Regions from separate parts of the Homo sapiens genome. Here region 2 is linked to region 1. Evidence: read pairs that join two places in POLR2A ChIA-PET (ENCODE). Cell type or tissue: MCF 10A. All regions are shown on one strand. Each heading gives the region's core, and the rest is flanking DNA. Links, peaks and the distances in the headings are about the cores only.

What was found. Peaks named below come from ENCODE experiments on the same cell type or tissue, not always from the same donor. Only the 100,000 strongest peaks of a DNase experiment are listed, where the experiment ranks them.
Region 2: POLR2A ChIA-PET joins it to region 1 with 25 read pairs; 2 of 35 experiments call an interaction of 5 or more read pairs at or near these places.

The regions. Positions count from the first base shown.
Region 1 is chr1:220,330,370-220,342,307 of GRCh38, reverse strand. No RefSeq gene overlaps it. Among named protein-coding and RNA genes, the nearest start is that of RAB3GAP2, 64 kb to the right of the region's middle. RefSeq lists enhancers at 2,770-3,276, 3,277-3,784, 5,308-5,815, 5,218-6,417. In MCF 10A, for the core only: no CTCF peak of the experiment used is centred there; DNase peaks (open chromatin) are centred at 5,757 and 6,457.
Region 2 is chr1:220,385,476-220,397,413 of GRCh38, reverse strand. No RefSeq gene overlaps it. Among named protein-coding and RNA genes, the nearest start is that of LINC02779, 96 kb to the left of the region's middle. In MCF 10A, for the core only: no CTCF peak of the experiment used is centred there; a DNase peak (open chromatin) is centred at 5,773.

The sequences.
Region 1 (11,938 bases), core at 5,181-7,680:
CACCTAAGGCTCAGCAGCCTGAGTCAGTGAAGAAGAATATACTGAGAACAAGAAGCTAAAATTAAGAGGGGCGAGGGCTGGAGATACCTGCCTCAGCTGCAGAGGCAGCTGAAGAGTTCAACACATGATGTTTAAAGTTAGAGGAACTCAAGTGAAGGGGAACAAGCTAACAGGTTTAAGAGGGCAGTACACATTTTCAGGTAGGTGAGCAGAGACCACATGGTGGTCACCCATTCCTGGGAGCTCAGCAGGGCTAGAAGTATGGGGAAAACTGTTCTCCAACCCGGAGGAAGGACTTTTCTTCCTGTCTTATGGGACCTAGATAAAGAGACAAAAATAATATACATGAAACCTTCAGAGGGATAATGAACTACTCAGTTACTTGGACTATATGTTCAAAGAACAGAAAGCTTCAGTGTTTTCAACATTAAAATGACCTCCACACAAAAGTATGCATATTAATTCACCTATCACCAGCTGACCTGTCCTTAGGTACAAATAATTAGATTGAAGATGGGTCACAGATGCATTCTATGGCTTGGAAATGATACATAAAATTTCCTAGATATGAATGAAAAGGATTTGTGAGAATAAACCACTACTCTTCAGCAATAGAAAGGTTTAGACTCTGCAGGCATTTGAATGTGACAGTTAAATTTCTCAGCCAGCCCCAAATCATCTCTTCCTTCACAGCAGTGGTTTTTGGAAATCCATTGTATACTCTCTTTTCTTCATGAACTATTCACTCGAGCATCAGCACCATATTTATGTATAAGTTAAATGAAACCTCTCACCATGAGAGAACCCTGTGTTCTAATCAGCAAGCATGAAAAGTAATAATGGAATTGAAGTTATAGATGCTGAGTATTTGTTAGAGGTTGAAAGGTAATATATCATGTGTCCGTGACTATCTGAAATCATCCCATATTCATTCTGTGGGAGGTTACTATAGATTTTCTACACATTTGCCAACAAGAATAAAAAGAAAGAGAGCAATGTTAGAGACTGTGTTCAAAATAACTATCTGTTGCTATTGGTAACTAAGACTTGCAGTAAATTGAAATGTAGGATTCTATGTCTCTTTTTGATTTTCAGATGGTTGAAACTTTTAGAAAAGGGACTTAGTTTATTTTTGGTTTATATAGTTCAAATACTTCTCAGAAGGTCAGTAGGCCTTGGGAAGGTTTATATGCCATATTTAGAGGACTAAAGCTATGTTTTAAATAAGAATGTTTGGGACTTATCAAAAAAATTAAACTTAAAAAATGAATTGGGCCAGGCATGGTGGCTCACTCCTGTAATCCCAACACTTTGGGAGGCCAAGGTGGCCAGATCACTTGAGGCCAGGAGTTCAAGATTACCAACATGGTGAAACCCTGTCTCTACTAAAAATACAAAAATTAGCCAGGCATGGTGGTGGGTGCCTGCTCCCAGCTACTCAGGAGGCTGAGGTACACGAATTGCTTGAGCCCAGGAGGCGGATGTTGCAGTGAGCCGAGATCGCGCCACTGCATTCCAGCCTGGGTGACAGAGTGAGACTTTACCTCAAAAAAAAAAAAAAAAAAAAAAAGAATTGGAAGATAAGTAGGATAGCAGTTGGTGACCCAGCCCCTGGCATGTCCCTACTCATGGCCATCATCACAGATCTTCTCACTTCATGGCAGCTATTACTCATACTCCATGGACCTTTCCAGTGTCCTCTTACAATTGGTTTGGCTTTTTCTCTCAATCTTCACCCTGTGCTCACTCTTTGGACTTGATGAAGGCATTTGGCTAACCCAGTATACACACTGGGACTTTCGCAGTTACAAATAAGAGAGTATTCAACCCAAACTGGCCTAAACCAAAAAGGTAATGTGTTGGCTCATGTGATTGGAAATTTCAGAAGTTCAGGCACATCATGATGCAGGAGTTCAAATGATATTTCCAGGACCCATTTTCTCTCTGTCCCATGACTCAACTGCTGTATTGATTCCATTCTCAGATGGGCTCTTTCCCTGTGGCCTCAGAATGGCTGCCACCTGCTCTGGAAACAACTTATTTCTAGGTTTAAATCTGGTAGAAAACAGTGGGTGTCTTTGATTCAGAATTCTTAAGAACTGTCCAGGCCAGTCATGGTGGCTCACGCCTGTAATCCCAGCACTTTGGGAGGCAGAGGCAGGTGGATCACCTGAGGTCAGGAGTTTGAGACCAGCCTGACCAACATGGTGAAACCCCATCTCTGCTAAAAATACAAAAAATTAGCCAGGCGTGGTGGTGCATGCTTGTAATCCCAGCTGCTTGGGATGCTGGGGCAGGAGAATTGCTTGAACCTGGGAGGCAGAGGTTGCAGTGAGCCAAGATTGTGCCACTGCACTCCAGCTTGGGTAGCAGAGTGAGACTCCGTCTCAAAAATATATATATAAATAAAAAGAAAAGAAAAAGAAATGTCCAGAAATTCACACAGATAAGACCAGTCTAGATCCCACTCTTGTGCCAAGAAAACATGGTATGCCAGTTGACTCAGGCCTCAATCCAATTTCCACCCCCAGACCTAGAGCTCCATCTAGACCACAAGGAATGAAATGCATAAGGGATGAATCTCAAAATGAAAAAGGGGGCTATTGACAGGAAAGGAAGGATTGGATGCCAGGGATGCACACAAAAAATACCCATTACATCTGGTTTTGACCCTTAGCTCTCCCTGGGCTCAGATTGCACTCAATACTCCAGTTATATTGAACTCTATTCCTCTAACTTGCCGTGTTCTCTTTCCTGTTTGTGCTATCCCGCATACTGAGATACATGCAATGGAGCCTGAGCCTATTGCTTGCCCATCATGAAAGGGTGAAAATGATTTTACTCTAAGACATAGAGTAAGGCTTCCATAATTGAGGTTATTGGACTCTGCCCAGTGAAGCACCCTAGCAACCCCAGAGACCTATAGAAATGAGTATTATTGCTTCCAAAGTGTGCTGATTGTGTATAGGGAAGCACAACTACTTTTCAAAATCTATCCTGATGTAGAATGAACTATAATAGTGAAGGAGACCAGAATATGCCACCCCAAAATAGGCCTTTTTGGCATAAGGATTATTCTGAGCTGAAGGCAATTGAGGAACATCATACCCAGAAAAAGCTCTGAAGCAGAGCATAAATTTCCCTTTCTTAAAGGAAGCTTACATTTTATAAAAGAAATTTACATTTGCAAAAGTGTCTCCCTCTCCCAAACCAGGAAGGAGGAGGATGGCTGCTGCAACTCCTATCAATGGAGAAGGCACCACCTGAAATCTGCATAACAAACCTTGATAAACAACTCTTGTTTCCACACAGCCCTTGGTCACCTTGCATAACTTACCCCCTCAGCAAGCCCCAAACCTCTTTTTCTTTGTCTAGCCTAAGAAGGCATGTAAACACTAAGTTCTGGCTGCCTCCTTGAGCCACATTTTACTTTACCCAGAACCATGCATATGTGTGTAACTAAAACTGTTTTTTTCACTCATTACTCTGTCACTAAAGAGGCTAGAGGAAAAGTTTTCCCTTCCCGACAAAAGAATGTCTGTAGCAGATCTGTAGATCTGTAGTGCCCAGAAGCACTTAACATGGTGGCCAATACAATTTGGGAGTGCTGGCTGGGCACGGTGTCTCATGCCTGTATCCCAGCACTTTGGGTGGCTGAGGCGGGTGGATTGCCTGAGGTGAGGAGTTCGAGACCAGCCAGACCAACATGGAGAAATCCCGTCTCTACTAAAAATAAAAAAATTAGCCAGTCTTGGTGGCATGTGCCTGTAATCCCAGCTAATCGGGAGGCTGAGATAGGAGAATCGCTTGAACCTGGGAGGAGGAGGTTGCAGTGAGCCAAGATTGTGCCACTGCACTCCAGCCTGGGCAACAGAGTGAGACTCTGTCTAAAAAAAAAAAAAAAAAAGAAAATCTATATATATCTATATATATGGATATACACACACATATATATGCGTGTGTGTGCTTTAATCTCTGTTGTTTCAAGAATATTTAAGGATTTATCCTCAAGTAATCAATCCCTTTGAGACTACCAGGCATCTGATGTGGTTGTTCAACCCAGAGAAAAGAAAGCTGACTTCGAGTATATGCAGGACTGAGAACTAAGTAATAAAGTGAAAAAACTAGAGTTATTTTGTGATTTTTTTTTTCAGCATACAAATAGAGCTAAAAGGAGAAGTTCAAACAGAGCACATTTCATTCCATATAAGTTTATTAAGAGTAACTAAGTGCCAGAGTTGAGTGTATAACATTGTAATGACATCAATAAGATAGGACTCTCAAGTAGAAAATAGTCTAACAAGAATCAGACAAATGAACAAAACACACATTATCTCCTTATCAGAGAGTGCTAAAAAATAAAAATTAAAAAATACACACATTAACACGCAAACTAACAAATGTCGCCAAGGTGGCAGTAACCCTGCTTGAGAGTCACTACGCCCTTTCCACTTCTCTTCCAACATTCCCACCTGGAAAAGAGGTGAGCAGGTGCAGGCTCTGCAACACTCTAGTCTCTGCTTGGCGTATTCCAGCTGTGGAATCCTCCTCCCCTATTTTTGCCTTCCCTGTAAATCCTGCTGTTTCCAGGCCATCATGGCACTTTGCTGCTGCTTTCCCTACTGTTGTGAAAGGCCTGTGAACTGGAAGAAGGCTCACTGAATAATTTAAAGGCAGCTTCTCACTTCCAGAAGCAATGCTCTAGTTACCTAAGATAGCATCAGGCCACCCAGCATTCCGTCTGTGCCTGAGGCAGGTATACACTGGTGAGGCATTGTAGCTAAAACAGCCAGTGAGTCAGCAATGGCAACAACCACCCAAAGAATCTCATTAATTGTGGACTTCACTCAGAGATGGGGGATGATGCTGCATGTGGAAGAGAAGCTGGTTAGATTAATTGGTCAGCAGCAGGACAGCAGGCAAAAGTGTGCTATGTCAACACATTCATAAAGAGATACATGTTTGTGTTTGTTTTTCAACCAAGGACGCAAGTTTTATCTACTTCCTCTTTACTGCCACAAGCCTGTCAGGCTCTGTCGCCCAGGCTGGAGTGCAGTGGCATGATCTCAGCTCACTGCAATCTCCAACTCCCTGGTTCAAGCGATTTTCCTGCCTCAGCTTCCAGAGTAGCTGGGACTACAGGCGCCCGCCATCACGCCTGGCTAATTTTTGTATATTTAGTAGAGATGGAGTTTCACCATGTTGGCCAGGATGGTCTCGATCTCCTGACCTCATGATCCACCCACCTCAGCCTCCCAAAGTGTTGGGATTACAGGCGTGAGCCACCGGGCCCAGCCAGGCATTTGAATAAACACCTTCGTTAGGGAATTCAGAGGAACACAAATCAAGAATACATTTGAGTCCTAAACATAAACAGAAGAACACCTTCTGTGAGGGAAACAAAATGCAGGAAGATCCAGAACTCCCCAGCAAGCTTTGTTAATTCAAGTCCCCAACAACATTTGTTTCTAAACATTCCTTAAATTCCGCATGTACTCATAAGATTTCTAGGTGTGACTACTGAAATGTGCTGATTTAGTTAGGGCTAAATATTGAACAGTTGCTAACGTTGGAGGAAGAATGGAAACAAATCCAAGAAACAAGCTCCTCTTTATATCCACCCTGTGATGGTTGCTCTTGTTAGTTTAATTAAGCTCCTGGATTAATGCAGGTAAGCCCTTCCTGATTCATTCCTTATACATATAGGGAACCCAGCATGAGCCTAAGCTGGGTTCACTCTAGGACTCAGGCATGTCAAGGCTTGTTGCAAAAACTCATGGGTCAGCAACAGAGACTTACTTATGAGAAAGGTAGAAGAACCTCCCGGAGAAGAACCTTTCTTAGGAAAGAGAGCTTCTAAGGCAAACAAGTTTGATACAAGGACAGTGGTCCAGAGTAGGAGGGGTAAAAGGGCAAAAGAAGTGAGATGGGAGCCCCCTTGGAGGTTGAAGAAGCACCAAACTCCTTTTGTTTTTGAGACTCCTGAAATATTACATTAAGAAATACCAAAACTGGGTTATATAAAGAGGCATTTCGCAAATTTACATTTAACATATTAATGTCTTTAACATTAACACAAAACACATTGCAAATAATGGTATTATTCACAAGATCATGAATGGATTTAGAAGTATTAGTAATTGATAATTTAGTATAGTGATGTGGTCCAATATAGGGACACAAGAAAAGGGCTGTGTGGTGAGTGCTGTCTTCTTTCACTTCAGGTGGCATCTCTCTGAGATGGGATGAATAACCTCATTTGGAGTCATCTCTGTCATTGGCCTGTGTCTGTCCCTCGGAGTATCCTCCTGCTCAGCCTTCACTGACCCAGCCTGAAATCTATGCCTAGGGGCTGCAGGAAAATAGCAAGTAGAAACCACAAGAGCTCTTAAGCTCTGAGAGATGCTGAGCATGCAAACCTTCTGGTGCCAACAACTTCTTCAGCAACTTTGTTGACTTTGGCAACCACAGGAGTCAGCTCAGACATTATCGCCTTGACCAGGCATCAGTAGCCTTGGCACAGGTGTTGCTGGGCAATCACAGCAGTGGAAGTGCCTTTGGCCAACACCAGCAGCGGCTTCATCTTCCAGGCATATTGGCAACAGGAACGTGGCTTTCAGTATTGGTTATAAGAATGATGGCTGATGAAAACCAAGGCTGGCAGGAAAACTGCAATAGCCATGGGGTAACCAGGAGGATCTTGTTCCATCAATTAATTCTTCCCTGCCCTCTCTCTTGGGGGCTAGCCTTCCCCCAGATAGTACACTTTCTGTTTGTCTGTGGCTGATCTCATGGGGACAGACCATGTAAGGAATCACTGCCTTGATTGAGTGGGTGAGCCTAAATAGTTCTGGGGGGTTAGTATTCAGAAGACCCCTTGGCCATAGATATAAGGCTCATTTTCCCATATAAGCTTTATCAGTAATTTTTTAAATGTTACAACTTTGACTCTATATGCTGTTCTTTTGGCTTATTTCTAGATTGATTCATAACTCAGGAATGAGAAGTGCTGTTTTATTAAGACTCTCAAATACTAAAGGAATCATCGTTATCATCATAATCATCATCAACATCATCAATCCTCATTACTGCATTCCCAGGCCCCGGTATATTATTTGGCTTTAGCAGACATCTAAATATATATGTAGCCAGGCGTGGTGGCTCATGCTTTTAATCCCAGCACTTTGGGAGGCCAAGGCAGGTCGATCACCTGAGGCCTAGAGTTTGAGACCAGCCTGGCCAACATGGTAAAACCCTGTCTCTATTTTAAAAAATACAAAAAATTAGCCAGGCATGGTGACAGGTGCCTGTAATCCCAGCTACTCGGGATGCTGAGGCAGGAGAATCACTTGAGGGTGAGGTTGGGAGGTGGAGGTTGTGGCAAGCCAAGATTGTGCCACTGCACTCAGCGAAATTCCATCTCAAAAAAATAAATAGTCCAGGCGCAGTGGCTCACACCTGTAATCCCAGCACTTTGGGAGGCCGAGGCAGGTGGAATACTTGAGGTAAAGAGTTCGAGACCAGCCTGGCCAAACAAAACCCCATCTCTACTAAAAATACAAAAATTAGCCAGACGTGGTGGTGTGCACCTGTAAGCCCAACTACTCAGGAGGCTGAGGCAGGAGAATCACTTGAACACAGGAGGTGGAGGTTGCAGTGAGCCGAGACCATGCCATTGCACTCCACCCTGGGTAACAAGAGTGAAACTCTGCCTCAAAAGAAAAGTGTGTGTGTGTGTGTGTGTGTGTGTGAAATAATGAATATATGAGAAAATATACAATACTCACTCCAGTACAGTATAAAAAATATCTGGTTAGAATTTGAGGGATGTGTAATAAGAAAAAGGCATATCCAGAGAAGAACTGTTTGATTATTGTTACAATGACTCAGTTTTTACCTGAAGGCTGGTATATCCCAGGAAACATAGCTTATTGATTGATTGATTCATACTTTCACAAAACATATTTTGAGCATTCAACATGCACTAGACATATAGAACTAGAATGCCTACCCTTAAGCAGTTAATAATCTAGTTGGGTAAGCAGATCTGAGTGTGAGTAACTGAAATTCAGTATGATGAAAGATTTATTGATGATGTGATGTAAGCCAGTTAGTATCATAGCATAGAGGAAGTAACAATTTTGCTTGTCAAGAGAGTTAAGAAAGTTCCAGAAAGCTAAAGACAAAAAATTTCAACTAAAAGTCTATTGATTTACAGTATGGAAAAAAAAGAAAGGCTTGGGACATTGAGCAAATCACCAGTTAACTGGAAGTTTTTCTGGAAGCCAGCAAATGGAATGGTTCAAATCAACCAATGATCCATTCATTCTATAAGTATTAATTTAGGGCCTACTTTGTGCTAAGAACTGCCCAAGGCCTGGGGTTGATGCAAGTATTACAAAAAAGGACCAAGACACCTGAAGCTAGATGTGAGAGTGGAACATAGACCTTTCCCAGCTGTCATCTCAGGACTAGCTTTAACTCCGAGGCTCTACACTTGGAAGATGTTTCCTTTCTACAGGGATTCCACAGGGAGGGGGAAAAACAAGGAATTTGGGCTTCAAACCAAACTTGAACCTGATGATCCCTGACACTTTAATGAAGATAATCAAATCCAGAAAAATCTCAAATCAAAGTTGTTTTTCTTTAAAAAGACAGGGTCTACCTCGGTCACCCAGGCTGGAGTGCAGCATGGCACAATCATAGCTTACTGCAGTCTCGAACTCCTGAGTTCAAGCAATCCTCCCACCTTACCCTCCCAAGTAGCTAGGACTACGGAGCATGTCACTATGCTTGGCTAATGTTTTAATTTTTTGTAGAGAAGGGATCTATGTTGCCCATGCTGGTCTCAAACTTTCGGCCTCAAGCAATACTCCCACCTCAGCCTAGATGAAACTTTTGAGCATATTCTGTATTATCAGCAGTAGATTATAAAATTACCTTTGGACAAGGATTCATTTGCCCTGGAATCCTCAATTTTCATAGAAATAACACCTCAATTTACAAGGTACACACTGGCACAGATATTTATGCCACATGATACTTTCTCCCTGGCTATAGTAAATAAGATAAAGAGTAGCCATGTAAGATGAACCAATTTCTCTATAGAATTAAAAATGGGGCTAAGAGACATTTGCAAATTAATGATGGCTGCCTGAATTGAAGCAATATAAACTTGGATACTGTGCAGTCTTCTTTCCACCTTGTGCACGGACAAGCAGAGGGCAATTTGTGAGAGAGGAAGCTGATGCACAGTGAGAAAGAACATGAATGAAACTGGCTGCTAATGGCTTAAGTCCCTGTGAAACAGCCTCAGCTCCTGCTCTTGGGTCCTGTTGCCCTCTAATAAATCCTCCATACATCTGCTCTTCTGCTTAAGTTATTTAGCAGAGTCTTCTTATTTGTCATCAAAAGAGCCTTAGACTTAAAAAAAAAAAATGAACAGAGGCCCTCTTGTGGGATGTACGGTTTGTAACTCTCCAGCTGCAAAAGGTTCAGTTGGTTTGCATGGTCCGAAACTTCTATTTCATTGTGGAGAGGGTGGCTAAAGATGAACTTACACACATCATCCTACAAATTATTGCTTGTTCTTGGAAATGCAATTGCTCAAGGAGGTTGGCTGCTGAGACTTCAAGATGGTGGCAAGGATATGCAGGCATGGGTGTTACTTCAAACAGATAATAAAACTGAAAATAAACTGGACTGAGTTTAGCAACGCTTGCCCTAGACTGGATGGATTATGCCTCTTATGTGGTGTTATTCTAACTCAGTTGAGAAAACAACCGATGTCCTGTTATTACGCGCTAAAGGGACTGTGCTTTTGAGTATAGAGGACTTTCCATGGGTTGAAGGTTGCACTTTTTCCTAAAGGAAATAGAAATTTCCAGAACCTATCATATTGAATGGACAGATCCAGATCAGAAAGAAAAGACACAGAAGGCAGGGAACTTTTTACCTTTTGGGGGATATGGGGACATGAGGCCTGGGGCTCAGCAGAAGGGGGGACATACTGAAGGTCTTCCTCCTATGGTAGGAAGAAGAAAGCTGACCTCTACAACTGTGAGGCAGGCCAGAAACTATGCAGGCCTCAGTAGTCTACCCTGAGAACAGTCAGATCTAATATCAGTTTTACATTTCTCTAGATTGTAATTTCCTCTTGCAGAATTGAAGCTTTCAGTAAAGTTTTATTACAATCTGATCTTGGCTTAGCTTCAAGTAAAAGAAGGTGTTATATGGAATGGTAAAGGGGGCGCAGGTTTCCTCATCCTGAGGTCAGCTTTATGGTGGCAGCACCGATTGAAGGGAGGTAGAATGTTCTGGAACTGCATCAAGTGACCTGCAGAGAAGTGAATGATGGTCCATGGTAGAGTGGAGTTTGCCAGTCTGGAATCAGGCAAAGCAGAGTCATAGATGTGGCACGACTGACTTGGGAACCATCATGAGACAACTTTCCCCCACCCACATCTTGCTGAGCATGCCTGAGGGAAAGGAAAAATTATAGAAGAGATTGGCTAGATGCTCAACAATATCCTTTTCCTCCGCTGAGCACACAGATGACTACATCTTCCATTCCCTTGCATTGGCCAAGGGAACATGACTGGAAGGGATGTAGACCCTTCAATATAGGGGTGTAGACACTTTAATGTCTGGACCCTAAAATCTGCATGCATCCTCTGCTTAATCTCTCTTTGTTTGCTGGTCAGCTCAATTCAGATGATATGCAGAGGACTCCAAAAAGGCTGTAGAAGACAGCAAGCTCCATTGATAGAAGAAGCCTGAATCCCTGAGTCATCACTTAGAGGGGAGCTGCCAGAACTGTTTTGAGTTGTGATGGGAGCAAAGAATAAACATTTATTGTGTTAAACCACTGAGATTTTGAGGTTGTTTGTTACTGCAACTAACATTAATTTCTCTAATACGGCAACATAAAAAGATTCTATCTGAAGTCCTATCATTACACAGATGAGGGCCTTTGAATGGTCAAAGATTTGGGTTACATGAATCAGACATACATCCTTCCCCCAAAGAGTTTGCGGTCCAGTAAGAAGCTTAAAGAAAAAGTGACAATAGAAGGATAGGCAGGAACCTCATAAACGACTTTGTTTTTCCTGTTGTAGACTTTAGTGATGAGGCACAGAGAACCCAGAAAAGGTTTAGACAAACATTCTCATTATATTATTCCCTTGACAGAACTGTCAAGAATGGAGAGCTTGTTTTACTAAGGTGGTAAAGTCACTGAAATTCTACCCTCGAATTAAGAGAAACCTTCATTATTTTTTTTCATCTCTGATCAGGTCATAGGTTTTCGTTTGTAACCTTTATTTCTGCATTACCAAGACTGTATTTTACTTTCCTGAAACTATGGGAAAACAAAAGCAATTAAAGAGACACTATACTAGGTCAGTTATTACTAAACCAAGATCTTGTTAACACAATGCTAACATAAGTCCACAAGCAGCTACAAATCAAAATGTAACTAAAACTTAAGAAATAGTTCACCTGGAACAGATGGACTTTATTTTTTTTAGTCCCCTTTGCCCATTTCCTTGGGATCTGGATAAGGCACCCAGTCAGAGGTTTGCAATGGCAATTATTTCACAGCCTGTCAAGTAAAATTGGGTAGAAGGGGATGATATTCAGCCACGTGAAGCTGGCCTGTGACATTTTCCCCTTCTTTAATTTTTTTTTAATTTTTTTTAATTAAAAAGTAACTTACAATACATGCTATAACATGGATGAAGTTTGGAGGCATTACGAAAGTGAAAGAACCCAGACACAAAAGGCCACATATTGTGTAATTCCATTTATATGAAATGTCCACAATAGGCAAATCCGTAGAAACAGAAAGCAGATTAGTGGTTGCCAGGGCCTGGAGGGAGAGAGGGGGCTGGGGAGTGACTGCTGCTTAATGGGTACAGGGTTTCTGGAACTAGATAGT
Region 2 (11,938 bases), core at 4,213-6,712, 56 kb before region 1:
TAAATTTTTGTCTGTATTTCTTTCATGTTCTATTTAATAAATACATTTTAAAATGGTTGAAACAGAAAAAAAGAAGATATGATACACACACACACCATGAAATACTACTCTGCCATAAAAAAGAATGAATCATAAAAAGGAAAGAAATCATGTCTTTTGCAGCAACATGGATGGAACTGGAGGCCATTATCTTAAGTGCGATAACTCAGAAACAAAAAATCGAATACAGCATGCTGTCACTCATATGTGGGAGCTAAATAATAAGTACACATGGACAGAGAAAGTGGAATAATAGACATTAGAGACTCAGAAAAGTGGGAGGGTGGGAGAGGGGTGAGGGATGAGAAATCACCCAACAGGTACAAGGTACACTATTTGTGTGACACTTATATTAAAAGCCCAGATTTCATCACTGTGCAATATACCAATATAACAAGACTGCATTTATGGCCCCTAAATCTATGAAAACAAATAAATAAATTAATTAAACTAAATAAAAAACAGTGATGATGCTGGCCACAGTTTGGAAAGTGCTTCCTGTGCCATGGTCCCTGTTGTATGAGCTCTAGGTGTGCTGATTTATATAAGCCTCATCACAATTCCACGGCAGTTTCTAAATAACATCCTATGCTTCTGATATTTTGTCTTCTGAAATTTTCTTGCCCTGAGTATGTGAGTTTAGACTCAAGTGATACCTCATTTTTTGATACCTCATTTTTAAAAATTAACACTCAACCTTTAGAACTTATTTTTCGGTAGGGCACAGTATCTTTAAGAGTGTGGACTCTGGAGGCAGCATCACCTGCCTCAATTTGAATCTCAGCTGAACCATTTCCTACTGTAAGATTTGAGGATCCTATAATATTTACCAATAAGATTATTAGGAGATAAGGAAATTTACGCATATTTCCCAAGATTCCACAACTAGTGAGAGAGCTGGAACTTAAACCCTGGTGGAGTTGTCTTCATGTCTCCATTCTACAAAGGGGCTGTTGGTGTTCGCCGGCTCCCTGCAGTCATATTTGCACCGTTGGCATGTCCTCACAGACAAACTTCTTTGCTCTCTATTTAAAACCAAAAAGAAAGAGAAAAGAACTTTCAGCAACCTGCCAGTGGAAGTCCTTGGTACTTCTCTTTTATTGATTAAAATAGACCCAACATATAGTGACTGAAGAAGCTACTACGTGCAAGGCACTATTTGAGGGACTGGGGATACAGAGTCCAATAACACAGCCCTTTTCTGTGAGTTGCTTGTAGTCTATCAAGGGAGAAAACCTGAAAACACATAAGCTAAATGTAGTATGTGAGGCAGGTGGCAATATTAACATTTCCAAATTGGAACTGATTCATTTTTAAACACTGTTATTTCTCTCCTTTGCCTTATCCTTGCTAAGGCAAGGAAGCCAATCCATACCCACGGTCACAGAGAAAGGATGTGGCACAGCAGAAAACAGAAAGGAAGGAGCCTTCCCAGCTCCACCTGTACTAAAGCATTGGCAATATAATTGAAGACAAGTAGCTGATTGCTGGAAGCATTTTTTTCGCTTATCCACTCAGCATTCAGTCACTTACTGTTTTACTCAACTCTTGTTTATTAAGTCACTACTATGAGCCAGGTACAGTTTTAGGCACTGGAGATACAGCAGTGAACATAATAAAGTCCCTGTACCTCAGGGTGCTTGTATTCTCAAGTAAAAAAGACTGAAAATAAGCAAACAAATATATATGAGTCATCAGATGATGATAAATGCTGTAGATAAAAATAAAGCAGGGGAGGGGGAGGGGAGAGGTATTGCTGGAGGTGCAATGGGGAGGAGGTTGCTGTCTTATAGAGAATGGTCCAGGAACAGCCTCTCTAGCTGAGTGACTGGAAGAGGTAAGAGAGCAAACTACATGGCTTACCAGGGAAAGAGCATCTCATACAAGGGGAATAGCAATTCAGAGGCCCTGAGGCAGGAGTATACTTCATGTTATTCATGGGGGCCAGTGTGGAAAGAGTAACTGAAGAGGACAGAGTAGGACATAGACGTCCAGATTATGTAGGACTTCAGATGCCACTGAAAAATGGCTAGCCCTTCCAATGAATGAGATGGGAAGTCATTAGAGTGTTTTGTGCAGAGAAGGGTCACGATTTGACCTTATTTTATTTTATTTTATTTTATTTTATTTTATTTTATTTTATTTTATTTATTTTATTTGAGACAGAATCTCCTCCCTCTGTCACCCAGGCTCTGGAGGGCAGTGGCGTGATCTCAGCTCAATGCAACCTCCACCTCCCAGGTTCAAGTGATTCTCCTGCCTCAGCCTCCCAAGTAGCTGGGATTACAGGCACGTGCCACCATGCCCAGCTAATTTTTGTGTATGTTTAGTAGAGACAGAGTTTCACCATGTTGCCCAGGCTGGTCTCAAACTCCTGACCTCAAGTGATTTGCCAACCTTGGCCTCCCAAAGTGCTGGGATTACAGGCATGAGCCACCATGCCCAGCCTTGCCTTGACTTTTGTTTTAAAAAGACATTCTGGTTCCTGTATCAGTGATTGGGAGCAGGTAAGGAGAGAAGCAAGGAAAAGAGTCTGGAGACTATTAGAGTAATCCCAGGGGGGAGGATGGTTGCTTGGACCCAGCAGTAGCAGTGATGTTGAGACCACAGGATATACTGATGGGCAAAATGTGGGGTATGTGACAGAAAGAGCTGTTAAGCATTCCAGCTCCAAGAGTTTTAGCCAGAGCAAGTGGAAGCTTAGAACTTTAGGCAAGGTGAGGTCTTGTCATTCATCCATTTCAACCCATACATTCACAGTTGTGTGAGAACACTGAGACCTAGAGAGATGAAGTAGCAGCTGCTGATCACATCGGAAATGAGAGACCACAGTAAGATTTTCTAAATCCCAGAGCACTGCCACTTTCTGTCTCTCTTTTGGGATCATCAAGTTGATTTCTCTACCTTGGAGAAGCTGTCACAGGCAGTATTCACTAATGCTCTGGCTGAAGAGAAAGTAATATCTACAAAAGACAATAAAAATTAGGAAACCAATGAATCTGTGTTTTTTAAAAATAATGGCTCCATCTATTGTTTAAATATTTTTGTTTGAGAATAGTTTTCAGTTTACAAAAAAATACAGAGATTCATATACCCCACACCCAGTTTTGCCAGTATTAGTGTCTTAGATTAGTGGTACATTTGTCATAATTGATAAACCAATACTGATACATTATTATTGACTAAAGTTCATATTTTGTTGGGTTTTTCTTTGTTTTTCCCTAATGTCCTTTTTCTATTTCAGGACCCCACCTAGGACATCACATTATATTCAGTCGTTACGTCTCCTTAGACTCCTCTTGGCTATGACATTTTCTCACACCACCCTTGTTTTTGATGACTTTGACAGTTTTGAGAAGTACTCATTAGGTATTTTGTAGAATGTTCCTCAACTGGAACTTCTCTGATGTTTTTCTCATGATTAGAATGGGGTTATATGTCTTTAGGAGGAAGAGCACATATGTCAAATATCATTTCATCACATCCTATCGGGGTACATACAATCAATACAATTTATCACTGTTGATGTTAACCTTGATCCCCTGGCTGAGGTAGTGTTTATCAGATTTCTACACTGTAAAGTTCTTTTATTCCTCCTTTCCATACTGTATGCTTTGGAAGGAAGTCACCATGTGCAGCCCACATTTAAGGATTGGGAAGTTATGGTTCTATGTAGACATATGTGGAATATTTATAAATATTATTTGGAAATCTTCCGTATTGATTTATCTACTCCCCACACATATTTATTTATTCAATCATTTATTTATATCAGTATGCACTGGGCAAGACACCAACAGTGTCCATTATTTCTGATGCAGACAATGAATGAAAGAGTGGTTGGATGAATGACAATAGTTACAGTTGACAATAGAAATGGTAACAGCAAGCATATGTCCACCCAAAACCTTATATGCAAATGTTCCCAGCAATATTATTCATAATAGCCAAAAGGTGGAAACAACCCAAATGTGTATCAACTGATAAATACATAAACAAATTGTGCTATATCTATTCAATGGAATATTATTCAGCTACAGAAAGGAATAAAGTGCTGGTACATAATATAACAACATAGACAAACCTTGAAAACATGGTAAGTGAAAGAAACTAATCACAAAGACCAAATATCATGATTCCATTTATAGGAAAAGTCCAGAACAAGGACATTAAATCTATAAAGACAGAGAGTAGCATAGTAGTTGTTTAGAGCTAGGTGACTGGGAATTAGGGAACTCGGAGGAATGATAGTTACAAGATACAGAGGTTCCTTTTGAGGTGAAGAAAATGTTCTAAAATTGACTATGGTGATGGTTGCCCATGTCTGTGAACTTACTAAAAACCACTAAATTGTATACTTTAAATAGGTGAATTGCATGTTATGTAAATTATATCTCAGAAATTAAATTAAAACAGAAATTGTAACAGCATGCAAGTTGGGAAATACAATTTGGTCTCTCTTATTCTAATGGTAGGCTGATTTGTACTTTAGATCCCTGGTTACCTTTGGCGTGGAAATGGACAGAAACAGAACATTTCAAAATGTTAGGCAACAATTCAGAAACATTCATATTTGGTTCTAGAAAACATTACAGTGGCCAGGTGCCGTCGCTCACACCTGTAATCCCAGCACTTTGGGAGGCTGAGGCAGGCAAATCACTTGAGGTCAGAAGTTCGAGATCGGCCTGTCCAACATGGTGAAACCCCAGCTCTATTAAAAATGACAAAAATTAGCTGGGTATGGTGGCCCGCGCCTATAATCCCAGCTACTTTGGCAGCTGAGGCAGCAGAATCACTTGAACCTGGGAGGCAGAGGTTGTAGTGAGCTGAAATCACACCACTGCAGTCCAGCCTGGGCAATAGAGGGAAACTTTGTGAAAGAAAGGAAAGAAGGAAAGAAAGAAAGAAAAAGAAAGAAAGAAAGAAAGAAAGAAAGAGAAAGAGAGAGAGAGAGAAAGAAAGAAAGAAAGAAAGAAAGAAAGAAAGAAAGAAAGAAAGAAAGAAAGGAAAGAAAGAAAGAAAGAAAGAAAAAGAAAGAAAGAAAGACAGAAAGAAAGAAAGAAGGAAGGAAGGAAGGAAGGAAGGAAGGGAAGGAAGAAAGAAAAGACATTACAGTAATTCTGAGGTTGCCGATACCCCTTTCTAATTATGTTTTGCCTAGGTGACAATATAAATGTATCATCCTTAAGTTAAAATAAAAGACATACAAGAAGAGATGGGCAAGACATTTTCTAAATGGAAAGTCAACTAGGGATAAAATGTGTTTCAAGTAATCCACAAAGAGGAAGAGCAATATGTGAATAATGGAGAGTTGAACACACATATGCACAACACACCAAACCACACCACGTTTTACCCTTAAATTCAGCTGACTCTGTCTCCTTCCTGTGTCTTCCTTCATTAGCTTGATTACCACCTCAGCTATGAATAAATGACACCACACTGTTCTGCCTAAGGCTCAATGAAATGGGCTATTTAAACATTCAATGGAGCCAAAGAGACATAAGTGGGGGGATACAGTGCTAAGCATATGAACTCGAACTTGTTGGCAGATTCTGACCAGCAAATACAGAACACTCTTACTGAGCAGAAATTAGCTCATCATTTGTCTGTGGAGTTGGCCCAGGGCAATCATTTATTTCCAAGTTCCATCTGCAGCCCTGCCATCCCTGCAAAATGGGGTTGGCACCCTCCCAGAAACATGTTTTCAAAGAGGACTCAAGGAATTGCCTCCAGCATTTCTCACAACCTGGCATCTTGCTCTTTCTTTAAGGTAGGACTCACCTAAAAATAACAAAAGCTTTCTGCGTGGGGGAAGGGAAACACCTTAAAGGACTGAGCCTAGCAGCTGGGTGACAGAGGTGTGCTAAAGAAAATATTTTCTCTCTAATGAAATCATACACCACTGCAATGGGAGGAGAGAGGAGAAGCTGGGTCCAGTGTCAATATGAGGGACTGATATATGTTAGGACACATGAGAAAGAAAAGGAAATCTTCCAGGCCAAACAGAGAGCTTTATTCCATGAAAAAACAAGCAGCTGTTAGAGGCTGGTGCTCCATTCCCTGCTGGACTCCCTATTGTGGTCTTTGACACAGTGAAGAAGTATAGAAGACAGAGTTGTGAGGAGGAGTTAGAAAATAAAGAATTCTGGCCCAGCCTTTGCCAGTATTCTGGACCAGTATTGCCAGCTAGTGTCTGCATTCCCGGCCAGTGTCTGCTGAGTTGCTGAGTTTGCTCCCCAGTCTGCCCAGTCCACTCTTCTCCATCCTTGGCACCACTCAGACTTTCTAGGTCAGTCCTAATTTCCAGTACTCTTTACTGTGGCCCCATAAACAACCAAAATTGCAGGAAATTCTAACTTTTTATAAACCAAACTACATCTTTGAGACTATTGCCTGCATCTAGAAATGGATCATGTCTTATTCCATTTGGGCTGTGATAACAAATTACCATAGGCTTGGTGGCTTAAACAACAAACACTTATTTCTCACAGTTCTGGAGGCTGGAAGTCCAAGGTCAGAGTTCCAGCATAGGTGCACATGGTTGAGTTACTGGTGACAGCCTTCTTCTGGTTAAATCCTCACATGGCCTTCTTTTGGTGTACATATGGAGAGTGAGTGAGAGAGAGAGAGAAAGAGAGAGAGATTGTGTGTCTTTTCCTCTTTTTATAAGAGCACTAATCCCATCACGGAGCGTCCACCTTCCAGGCCTCATCTAAACCTAATTGCTTTTCAAAGACCCCACTTCCAAAGAAGTGGACCATCACAATGGGGATTAGCACTTCAATATATAAAATTAGGGGGAAGGGGATACAAACATTCAGTCCATAGCAGACCACAACCCACCAACTGTATATGCTATGGTCTGAATTTGTCATCCAAAATTCATATGTTGAAACTTAATGATCAATGTGATATTATTAAGAGGTGGGGCATTTAGGGGGTGATTAAATCATGACGGTGGAACCCTCATGAATGGGATTTGGGTTCTTACTACAGGGCTTGAGGGAATGGGCTTATTTTCTTCTCCTCTTCGGCTGTGTGAGGACACAATATTTGCCCTTTCTGCCATGTAAGAATGCAGCAAGAAGGCGCTCACCAGACACCAAATGCCAGCACCTTGATCTTGGATTTTCTGACCTCCAGAATTGTAAAAATAAATTTCTGTTGTGTGATATTTTCTGACAGCAGCACAACCTGACTAAGACACCACATACCTCTACTTGGAGGCCAGGCTATGGACAGAGAGAAGGGAAGAGTGAATTTCCTCTCCTGGAAACTCTCCCCTTTCCCTTTGCTCATAGGAAGCTATCAGCTTGCTGGGCAGAGACCATTGTAATATGCACTATGTTGGGTCATTGATGGGAGTGGTAGGGTGGGATAAAGAAAAGCAAATGTTAAAACAAGAATAACATCTTCAGAGTTTCAGCATTGCCTATATTGGCACATTCAATAAAAAATATAACTTACGTGAGTAATCTGGAATGACCTTTTCACGACTCCCTACGCTCCAAAGTACTTGAACGGGACTCTTGCGAAAACTCCCAGAGAAAATTCTTACTTAAACTCACTCCTCCCATCCCCTTCCCTTAAATGCAATACTTGGCACCATCCACTTCATTAAATGACACTTTCTAGGAGCTTGGCAGATGTTTCTGCTCACTCACCCCAGGAAATCCATTTGCCAGGTGCTGTAACCTTAACCAACACAACATTTTACTATTGAACTTGTCATTGATGTGGAGAACATGAATCTAACAGATGAAACAAATGAAAACGCCACAGGGTCACACAATCCTCTTTTGGTAATCTAAGAGATTTGCTCATCATTTTCTTCTCTCTCCTCTTTGTGGAAAAGTTATCCATATCCTTTAGCAGACATTCAAGGCCCTCTGTGATGGTCATTCCAGCCTCCTTACACTTCCAGCCACTCTGCCTAATGACAAGGGCTGTAGCTATGACAAGGGTAGCTCAGCTCTCCCCAAGCATGCTCACTTCTTTCTCACTCCAAAGTCTTTGTGTTTGCAACTTCCTCCCTCCATCAGAAGTGCTTCCTCTCAAATTCCATCTGTTGAAATTCTACCTATACCTCAAAATTTAATTCACATACCAGCTTATCCATGAAGTCTTCCCTGATCTACATCCTCCACCTCTATCCTCTATTGTAATGGACCTCTCTTTCCTCTATGGCCATATCTGTGTATGTATGTGATCATCAAATTTGGCCTAACAATTATCAACTGTTAGCTATCAACAAATATTTTTCACATGCAATCATATATTTTGAAGGATTTTAACTAGACCATCTTTGTGACTATCATGGTACCTAGAAAATCATCTTGCCTGGATCACTTAGCATGTGATAAACTGATAGTATGTAGGACTGGATCTCCAGGTTTTATGAATATTTAATGAGAAGGAACTAAAACAATTGTATAAAATAACTGCTTTTGTTTAAGAACTGAACCTGGCTTTGAAAAAATAGTACGATGCTACATATTTATGGGATGGTCCTGTTACAGATCACAGGATTAGACCACACTCTGGTGGGTGGAGATGAACGATCCTTCGAAAGAGATAAATATCCAGGTTGCTTAATGGTGGGAAAAGAGAACAATCCAGGGTCAGGGAATGAAGACTCAGAAGGAAGGTCTTAGTTTGGCATGAAGGGAAAAATCCTTTTGTGTTTTAGAGCCAGGAATGAGTGGGACTCAGGCTTGGAGACATGGAGATGCCTATAGCAATTCCAGAGGTGGAAGGAGAGCTCCCCTGGACACATGAATGCTAGTTGCATGTGAGACAGAGAGCAGGTGTGAGGTGGGAACCCCACACACTCTGGCCTTGTGCAATGTAGTTATTTCCTTTTTATTATACCCAAATTTTAATAAACTCTCATTATTTGTAGCAGCCTGCTGTATCATATAAAATTAGGTGGAAAGTCAATCTTATACTTCAGATGAAGAGAAGAGAGGGAGACCAATACCCTTGTCGCTATATTCAGAAGGATTATCACAATGATGGTAACTCAGCATAGAGGTGATCTCATGGGGGATTTGGGGAGCTGAAGGAGTCAGCCAGAATACACATTGGCCATTTGGTACTAAAAAGAATGTGATATTAAATCCTTTGTAATTAATTACTTTCTAATTAACAAGTGTGCGGCACTTTATATGTCAGGTATTCTTGACATGTTTGATAACTGTAATTTATTCAAGCGATTACAAACATACATCAGAAGTTAACACAACTCACAGAGGTGCCATTAAACATAACAGAATGCCCAAAATGTTTTTAGCACTTTTCTTTAGGGAATATGCTACTTGAAAGGAAGATGTCTCAAAAGTCGATATTAAATTAGGTTAAAGATAATTACTAGCAGAATGTGTATAAAAGAACAACTCTAATTAATTGCTAAAATTGATATGCCAAAGGTTGACTTTTTGAAAATAAAGTCCAGATTGTTCTGCAGTTTAGACACTATTAGCATTGTCCTCAGCCTTGGGTCACTTCTATCTACAATGTGGAACAATACTGAGCAAAAATGTATTGATTACCTACTAGAATCACTGGCCACACATTGCAAGACCCTTTAGATAATTAAAATACAATTCATATTTCAAGGAGTGCATAGCTTAGTGGAGAATACAGACCCCTAAATAGATTATTAGAAAATAATTTAGTGACTGCACTGACTGAGATATGCAAAGAATAGCATAGAAATTCCAAAAGGAGGGTAGTTATTGAACACTTTTTGGTGAAAAATCTGGAAAACTTCTTGCTTACATATGTTTCACACTGAATTAATTAGTTTTTAGGTCATGCAAATAGACTTTTAATTGCAATTATTTTGCTGCCATACCAAGCAGTCATTCACCTGGTTTTTGTGGCTGGAGTTTTCTTATAATTAATTATAGCACCAAGTGCCAAACAAAGGTGGTAAGAGGGCTAGTCACTTTCTGAATGGTGGAGTGAGGACATTGGCAAATCCTACCTTAGAAAGCACTGATAAAACTAGCAAAATTATCAAAAGCAGTCATTTCAGAACTCTGAAAATAACCAAACACATAGATAAATTGAAATACATTTATTTAAGAAAAACTACTGAATCTTGGTAGGAACAATGGGATCTGTGACATTTCAGTTTGGAGCTGTTCTCATCCTTCCCCCTTGGTCAATGATACAGTAGTCAATGAAGGCTAGCAGCCTCACTGTCGTGGAGGGGGTTGAACTGATTTGAAACTCCCCAGAAAAGCCCCATGCCTGGGACATGGTCAAATCTGATAGCAAGTAGTGACAAACAATTGGGAAACCCAACATTGGGAAAGCCAACTGCCTAAGCCTGCAGTGCTGGTAGGGATAAGTGAAAGACCGATCAGAATTTAAGAGGCATAAGGGGGAAAATGAGACAGCCATGAGGATTTTGAAAAGCTCTGATATATTCCTGGGGATCTGGAAGATTGTACACATGCACAGGATTGCATTTACACTCAGGAAAGACTAAAGAGGGCCCCAGGGCCTTTGGCTGACCATGAGACTCTGTGCAAGCAGAAAGTGAAAGTCAAAGTAGAATTGTGAACTGTCTAAACTTTGAATGTATGCACCATCCCAAACATAGATCCCATGGCATAGAGTGGAAACCTTGTTAACTCAGGGTGTTTTAGGTAAACTTCTGAGCAATCATTGGATGACTGTTCAACTATGCTGACTCAGGTGTGACTATTAGGAAGCCTACTCAAAAATAAAAACAATAATTTAAAAAATCTAAAAACCTAATCAGAGACTTCAGTGGCCACACATTGAAGAGTTTCTACCAGTTCAGGCAAGTCACTAAACAGGTAAACAAAGAAAAGACCAAAAATAAAGATTCTGGCCAGGCGCAGTAGCTCATGCCTGTAATCCCAGCACTTTGGGAGGCTGAGGGAGGCGGATCATCTTAGGTCGGGAGTTTGAGACCAGCCTGACCAACATGGAGAAACCCCATCTCTATTAAAAATACAAAATTAGCCAGGCGTGGTGGCACATGTCTGTAATCCCAGCTACTTGAGAGGCTGAGAGAGGAGAATCGCTTGAACCCAGGAAGTGGAGGTTGCATTGAGCCGAGATTGTGCCATTGCATTCCAGCCTGGGCAACAAGATTGAAACTCAGTCTCAAAATAAAAAAAAAAATAAAAGTAAAAATAAATTTCTTGGGAAGATCAAATTCCAGAGGGGCCACAATATGATCTAAAATGTCTAGTTTTTTTAATTACCAGAAATATAAAAGAGCAGGAAAATGTAGCCCATATACAGGAAAATAAGCAGTCAACAGAAACCATCTACAAGACAGCCTAGATGTAGGACTTAGTAGACAAAGACTTCAAATCACTATTATAAATATGTTCAAAGAACTAAAAGACTCCATGTTTGAATAGTTACATAAAAGTATAACAACAATGCCTCACCAATTGGAGAATATAAATAGGAAAATAGAAATTATAAAAAGAGCCAAATGAAAATTCTGGAGTTGCAAAGTAAAATAACTAAAATGAAAATTTCATTAGAGGTGTTCAAAAGCAGGTTTAAACTGGCAAGAAAAAAAAAATTAACAAGCCTGGAGATAGAGTTTGTCCAACCTGAAGAACAGAAAAAAAAAGTGAAGAAAAATGAACAGAATCTCAGAGACCTGTGAGATAGCATTAATCAAACCAATATCCACATGGTGGGAATACAGGGAGGAACAGAGAGAGGGAGAGAGAGAGAGAAGAAAAATATTCAAGGAAATAATGGTTGAAAGTGTCCCAAATTTGATTAACAAAACATTAATCTACAAATTCAAAAATCTCAACAAATCCCAAGTAGGATAAAACCAAAGAGATCCACACCTAGAAACATCATGGTTAAATTGTGAAAAGACAAAGAG